Regions from separate parts of the Homo sapiens genome. Here region 1 is linked to region 2. Evidence: chromatin contacts called from ENCODE Hi-C or POLR2A ChIA-PET data. All regions are on one chromosome and are shown on one strand. The core of a region is the stretch at or near the end of the contact, and the rest is flanking DNA. Distances in the headings are between cores, read along the strand shown. Region 1 overlaps TRAF6 (TNF receptor associated factor 6). Region 2 overlaps CAPRIN1 (cell cycle associated protein 1).

Evidence for each region. A loop is a pair of places that touch in the nucleus more often than their neighbours do. ChIA-PET counts read pairs that join two places held with the same protein, here RNA polymerase II (POLR2A).
Region 1: a loop to region 2 is called in a map of transverse colon, with 13 times the contacts of the local background. The contact joins two enhancer-like sites. A Hi-C loop is called at or near these places in 1 of 168 maps with a recorded cell type or tissue (transverse colon). POLR2A ChIA-PET finds 5 or more read pairs at or near these places in 1 of 52 experiments (naive thymus-derived CD4-positive, alpha-beta T cell).

The regions. Positions count from the first base shown.
Region 1 is chr11:36,486,307-36,489,245 of GRCh38, reverse strand. TRAF6 (TNF receptor associated factor 6) reads left to right here. Exons shown (of 7, transcript NM_004620.4): 7 at 1-2,939. Among named protein-coding and RNA genes, the nearest start is that of TRAF6, 22 kb to the left of the region's middle. Within about 2 kb of position 1,590, at least 4 of the 41 ENCODE cell types and tissues checked have a DNase peak (open chromatin) inside an H3K27ac peak, as active enhancers do.
Region 2 is chr11:34,085,839-34,088,538 of GRCh38, reverse strand. It overlaps CAPRIN1 (cell cycle associated protein 1), which reads right to left. Exons shown (of 19, transcript NM_005898.5): 10 at 2,320-2,475; 11 at 2,126-2,234. Among named protein-coding and RNA genes, the nearest start is that of NAT10, 18 kb to the left of the region's middle. Within about 2 kb of position 1,443, at least 3 of the 41 ENCODE cell types and tissues checked have a DNase peak (open chromatin) inside an H3K27ac peak, as active enhancers do.

The DNA of each region.
Region 1 (2,939 bases), core at 341-2,840, 2.4 Mb before region 2:
GAGTTTAAACCCTAAATATAACCTTAATTATTTAGTGTAAACATGTCTGTTGAATAATACTTGTTTAAGTGTTCCTTCTGCCTTGCTTACTTATTTCCTTGAGGTTACGAAGTAGCATCTTCCCCAGAGTTTATAATGCTGAGAACCACGTGGATACCAACTGCTCATTGTTATGCTATGTAACCCTTTTTGTCTATTCAGTGCAGAGTGAATTTCACAGCTCTGCATATGTCTTCATTTGTTTAATGCTTACAAGACAGGAGATGCACACATACAATCAGCAACATAAAAATTAAAAGTGACCCAAGTAGTCAGCGCATGTGGCATCTCATTGGTGGTGACAGAAGCTATGTGAGCCAGAAGTTTTCAGCTCTTTTGAATACCCTCTGGTTTATTTCGATTAAAAAGAACAAAATTGATTTCCTAAAATCAGAATTTTTTAAAACTTGGGAGATGATTGGAGATACCTAGGAGGTCACCAAACTAGGATTAGAAGTCACAGTGGTTGTATCACAACTTAGCTTGAGTATGTTGCTGTAGCCTAACAACTGCAGGTTCTGAGAAGGATCCTGTAGAATCCTGGAAGTAACCAGATTTTCCTAATAGGGAGATGATTTTTTTGTGTGCCATCATGTATTTGTTAAAGGCCTATATATAGATATAAAATATCGTGGAATCTAGTTCTCAGGGAGACCCGCAACTAGTATAAGCTTATAAAGGATCTAAAGATCCATCCACCATTTAAAGTTGTCTGGTAATGAGAGATGACATTGTATCCCCCAGAGAGGCCAAATCAGAGTCGCCAGCCAGCGTTCTAGATCAGCCTTAATTTCAAGAGAAAGCCAAGGACCTCATCTGCAGGGGAGTGTGGTTTTCAGCCCCAGCGAGTGTCACTTTGAACTTTCCCTTTGCTTTTTTCTCTCTTCTCCCTCCCCACCCACCCTTAGGCTCCTGATCTGGTGAGTTTGTTATGGAGTGAAAATAAAAGTCAAGCAGAGACCTTGTTTCCCGTGCCACCATTAGTACCACAAGCTCATGGCTAGTTACCACATTACTTCCTGGCAGTTTGTGTCCCTCAGCTGTGCCTTCCAACCAGCGCCTGAGAATCACTGCATACCACCCTCTAGGTAGGGAAACCTACACTGCTGCTGTTCCTGTGATTATTTTACAATGAATAAATAATTGTCAAGTTCCATTTAAAAACTGAACAGTAGTATTTTTGTATTTGCGTAGAAAAAGCCTGAAGGAAATATACTAAACTTTTTGTTGGCTTATTTTCCTTTGCGCTTGCTTATATTTTTTACATTTTCTACAATAAATGTGTACTTTTATCGGAGAAAAAAATTAAATGTTGCCACAAAACATTTAATCTCCACGCCCCCAGCTCAAAAAAGGAAATGATATTTAAAAGCTTCCTGGTCAGATTTCTATTAAAAGCACTGGCTGTGCATTAGATACAAAGAGGAGTCATTTCCTGCCTTGGTGATACTATTTTTTTCTACTAACTCAAGAGTCTTTATTAAAAAAAAAAGTTGTTTTGCCTAATTTCAGCTTTTAGCAAGCTTCCCATCTGTAAAATGATTTGGACCAGATATTTCTAGAGTCCCCTCCAGCCATAACATTCTGTCTCAAATTAAGTTCCAACCAGCAGAACAATGACAATACTTAGGAAAGTATTTTGCCAGTATAAAATGTCTTTAACTTACTCTTTGCTGACACTGATACTTTCCTCTAATTTAGTGTCTATCAGCTGGGTCACATCTTAAGTAAAATGAGCAATTTTAACCCCCAACATTTGGCATTTTGTCATAAACCAGCCAGTTATTTTATGCTGGTCATTCATCTTGACTACAAAGTAGAATAGTCAAGCTGTCATTCCAAATAGAAAACTTTTTACTTCAATCAGAATTAAGCCTTAACCTGGAAAGTTGGTTTCTTCCTTACATTTTCCCAATCTCCTACTCTATTCTTAAACATGCTAGTTTCACTCAGTTGGGTATACAAGCCTTTGGGCTTTATGTTGTATGTTACTAACCACCTTTTACCATATTTATCTTTTGGCATCATTCTGGGACATTGCTAAATTAAAAAAGAAATTGTTTCCACTTTTTTCTGGAGATGTTCAACTAAAGGTTGTTTTGTTTTGTTTTTTGTTTTGAGACAGTCTCACCCTGACGCTCAGGCTGGAGTGCAGTGGTGCAACCTCGGCTCACTGCAACCTCCACCTCCCGGGCTCAAGCCATTCTCCTGCCTCAGCCTCCCAAGCAGCTGGGATTACAGGCACCCGCCACCACGCCCAGCTAATTTTTTTGTATTTTGAGTAGAGACCGGGTTTCACCATATTGGCCAGTCTCGTCTGGAACTCCTGACCTCAGATGATCCGCCCGCCTCAGCCTCCCAAAGTGCTGGGATTACAGGCATGAGCCACCACGCCCAGCGTCCAACCCACTGTTGGATGAAACTTGCTGCACGTCATACATTTTGCTGTTGGCAAACAAGTCTGAATGTTGATTTGAAGTTTGGTAGTTTATTACTATCTATTGGCAGCAAAGACTGTTTATTGGTATACTACAATATGATTTAACTTTTATTTTGGGGATAAATAGTAGAAAAAAGTGAAACAGAATGAAGGCAGGTGTTTTTTATTCTAATGATGGAATAATACAGAGATACTGGACGATCTCTAGCAGTTAATTATTGTGACCCATATAAAATTATACAGGTCACAGTATAATTCTCTATTACCGTTTTTACACCAGTAAGTCTTAGATAAACTAAGCATGCTTATGAATTATGTATACAGTTAGAATGCATTATTTTTACAGAGGAACAATTGCTTGTATGTACTAACACTGTTCTCTTGGCTTGCCTCAAGTTCTACTCATTATTTTATATAAAATACTATTAGGCTGGGCACGGTGGCTCACGCCTATAATCCC
Region 2 (2,700 bases), core at 194-2,693:
CCCTGCCAAGCTAACTTTTTTATTTGACTAATTTTTAATTTTTTTGTAGAGGCGAGGTCTATGTTGCTCAGGCTGGTCTCAAACTCCTGGGCTCAAGTGATCCTCCCTCCTCAGCCTCCCAAAGCACTGAGATTACAGGCATGAGCTACCATACCCGGCTCAATATATGTTAACATAACCAACTTTCAATTTCAAGTGTTTCTAGAGAAAAAGAAAATTTAAAATATGTACTTTTCGGCCAGGCACAGTGGCTCATGCTTGTAATCCCAGCACTTTGGGAGGCCGAGGCGGGTGGATCACGAGGTCAAGAGATTGACACCATCCTGGCCAACATGGTGAAACCCCATCTCTACTTAAAATACAAAAATTAGCTGGGTGTAGTGTGGTGTGTGCCTGTACTTTCAGCTACTGGGGAGGCTGAGGCAGGAGAATCCCTTGAACCCGGGAGGCAGGGGTTGCAGCGTGCCGAGCCAAGAATGCGCCACTGCACTCCAGCCTGGCGATAGAGCGAGACTGCGTCTCTAAATAAACAAATAAATAATATATACTTTTTAACAGCCTATATTCAACTCAGCATGCATCTTCTTAACAATTCCCATCACTCTCTCACCTCCCTTCCCAACAATGATTAAACAGATAATCAAAACGACGATCTTTGGTTAGTCATTTAGAAAGTACCCATTTTCACTGGAGAGTCTAATGGACTCAGCATTATGTAAATAACTAAATAGCCTTACAGGTTTTATCAGTGCTATGTATACTGACTTTCACACAACTCCCCAGCTGAGAAAACGACTTACTCTCTTCCTTTGGTAGAGCTCAGAAAATGAACACTAAAAACCATGATTGCTCTCTTGTAGGTGTCACCTTTGATCTGTTTTCTAAAACTCTTGATAGAAATGTGAGAGCCGGGCGCGGTGGCTCACGCCTGTAATCCCAGCACTTTGGGAGGCCGAGGCGGGCGGATCACGAGGTCAGGAGATCGAGACCATCCCGGCTAAAACAGTGAAACCCCGTCTCTACTAAAAATACAAAAAATTAGCCGGGTGTAGTGGCGGGCGCCTGTAGTCCCAGCTACTTGGGAGGCTGAGGCAGGAGAATGGCGTGAACCCGGGAGGCGGAGCTTGCAGTGAGCCGAGATTGCGCCACTGCACTCCAGCCTGGGCGACAGAGCGAGACTCCGTCTCAAAAAAAAAAAAAAAAAAAAAATGTGAGAGATATGAGCTCCCTTTACTTCAGAAAAATCCTAACTACCTTACACCAAATTAACTGTCATTAAACATACTTTTACTCAGCAATTTATTTTATGATATTTAACATCATGCAACATTAAATAGGTTATTTTATTTAGTTCCACTTTTGTGCAACTAAAACTGATGTGTTCTGGGAAAAACCAAGATGACTCACAATCACTAATAGTCCTGGAGAGAAGGTCCACTTAACCCAATGGAAGGCACCAACTGTATTTAGTGCTACTACTTCAAATAATGGTGTAAGTCCAGAAAGAGTCTGAAACTGTCTTGTGGTTTCTCTCTTCCCTTTGCCTCTTACATATTCCCTTACCCACTTCATTGCTGTGTATTTTTTTAAGGTAATAAAATCCAGAAATTCTCCTAGAAAGCTAAAAGCATTCAAAAAAAGGCACCTCTATTATTTTTACTCCTAGATTAATTTTGAAATTTTAAAAGCCAAGCAAAATTTCACTTGTTAAAGTTACAAAAACAGACAAAACTGGTCTATTACAGTTACAAGTACGGAAGTGGTTGCTATCGCTAGGGGTGAGGGTAACTAGTGATTGAAAGGAAACAACGTAGGTTTCTGGGGTACTGGTAATGTTTCATTTCTTAATCTAGCTGCAGGTGTTTTCAGTTTATAAAAACTCATTAAACTTGCGTATATTTTTCTATATCTACATGCCAATGAAAAGTTTAAAAATAAACAGTTATAAACTACATTTTTAATTCAAATCATAGGAACAATAACATTCTTTCTATCAAATTAAAAGACCTAAGAGTCAAAATTAAACAGTCATTAAAATAAACAAAATTTATTTTCACAATCTTTTTAAAACCTGAAAGTACTGGCCTTATATTTCTCTCTCACATAAAAATGTACCACTACTAACCTGGAGGGCAAACCAGCTGGGGCATGTCCATGTTTTGTGTTGGATTCATAGGCTGTGCAGATACAATGGCAGGATCAAGTGTCTGATTTTCAAAATCCAGCATTGAATCCTACAGGTTAAGTTAGGATAGAATAAAGTCAAATAATATAAACACTTAAACTTTCTGTTACAGAGTCTGACTAAAATGAACATACCTGTATGAAATTATAGGGACCCTGCATTTGTGCCATAAGGTCTTGTACTCGCTGTCTTCTCACAAGGGGATCTGCCTGAGCCACTGGAGTCAAAGAGTGGGGCTCTGGTACTGAAGGGGATGCAGCCTGAGGTTGCTGCTGGAGTGAATTTACCACCTAAGGTAGAAAAAAAAGGATTAGAAGGAATAGGAGAGCAAAAAAGCTCCACTCACTACCACCATGATGGGTCCCCCACACTACATAAACCATCTATACTATAAACAGAACGGGCTTTAATGCAGTTACCCAAATGAATTACATTTATGCCAAATTTAACATTCTGAAAAATGTCATCACTTCTACAGTGTTTCAGTTCCATAAGACCACTATGTAGCATTTCAT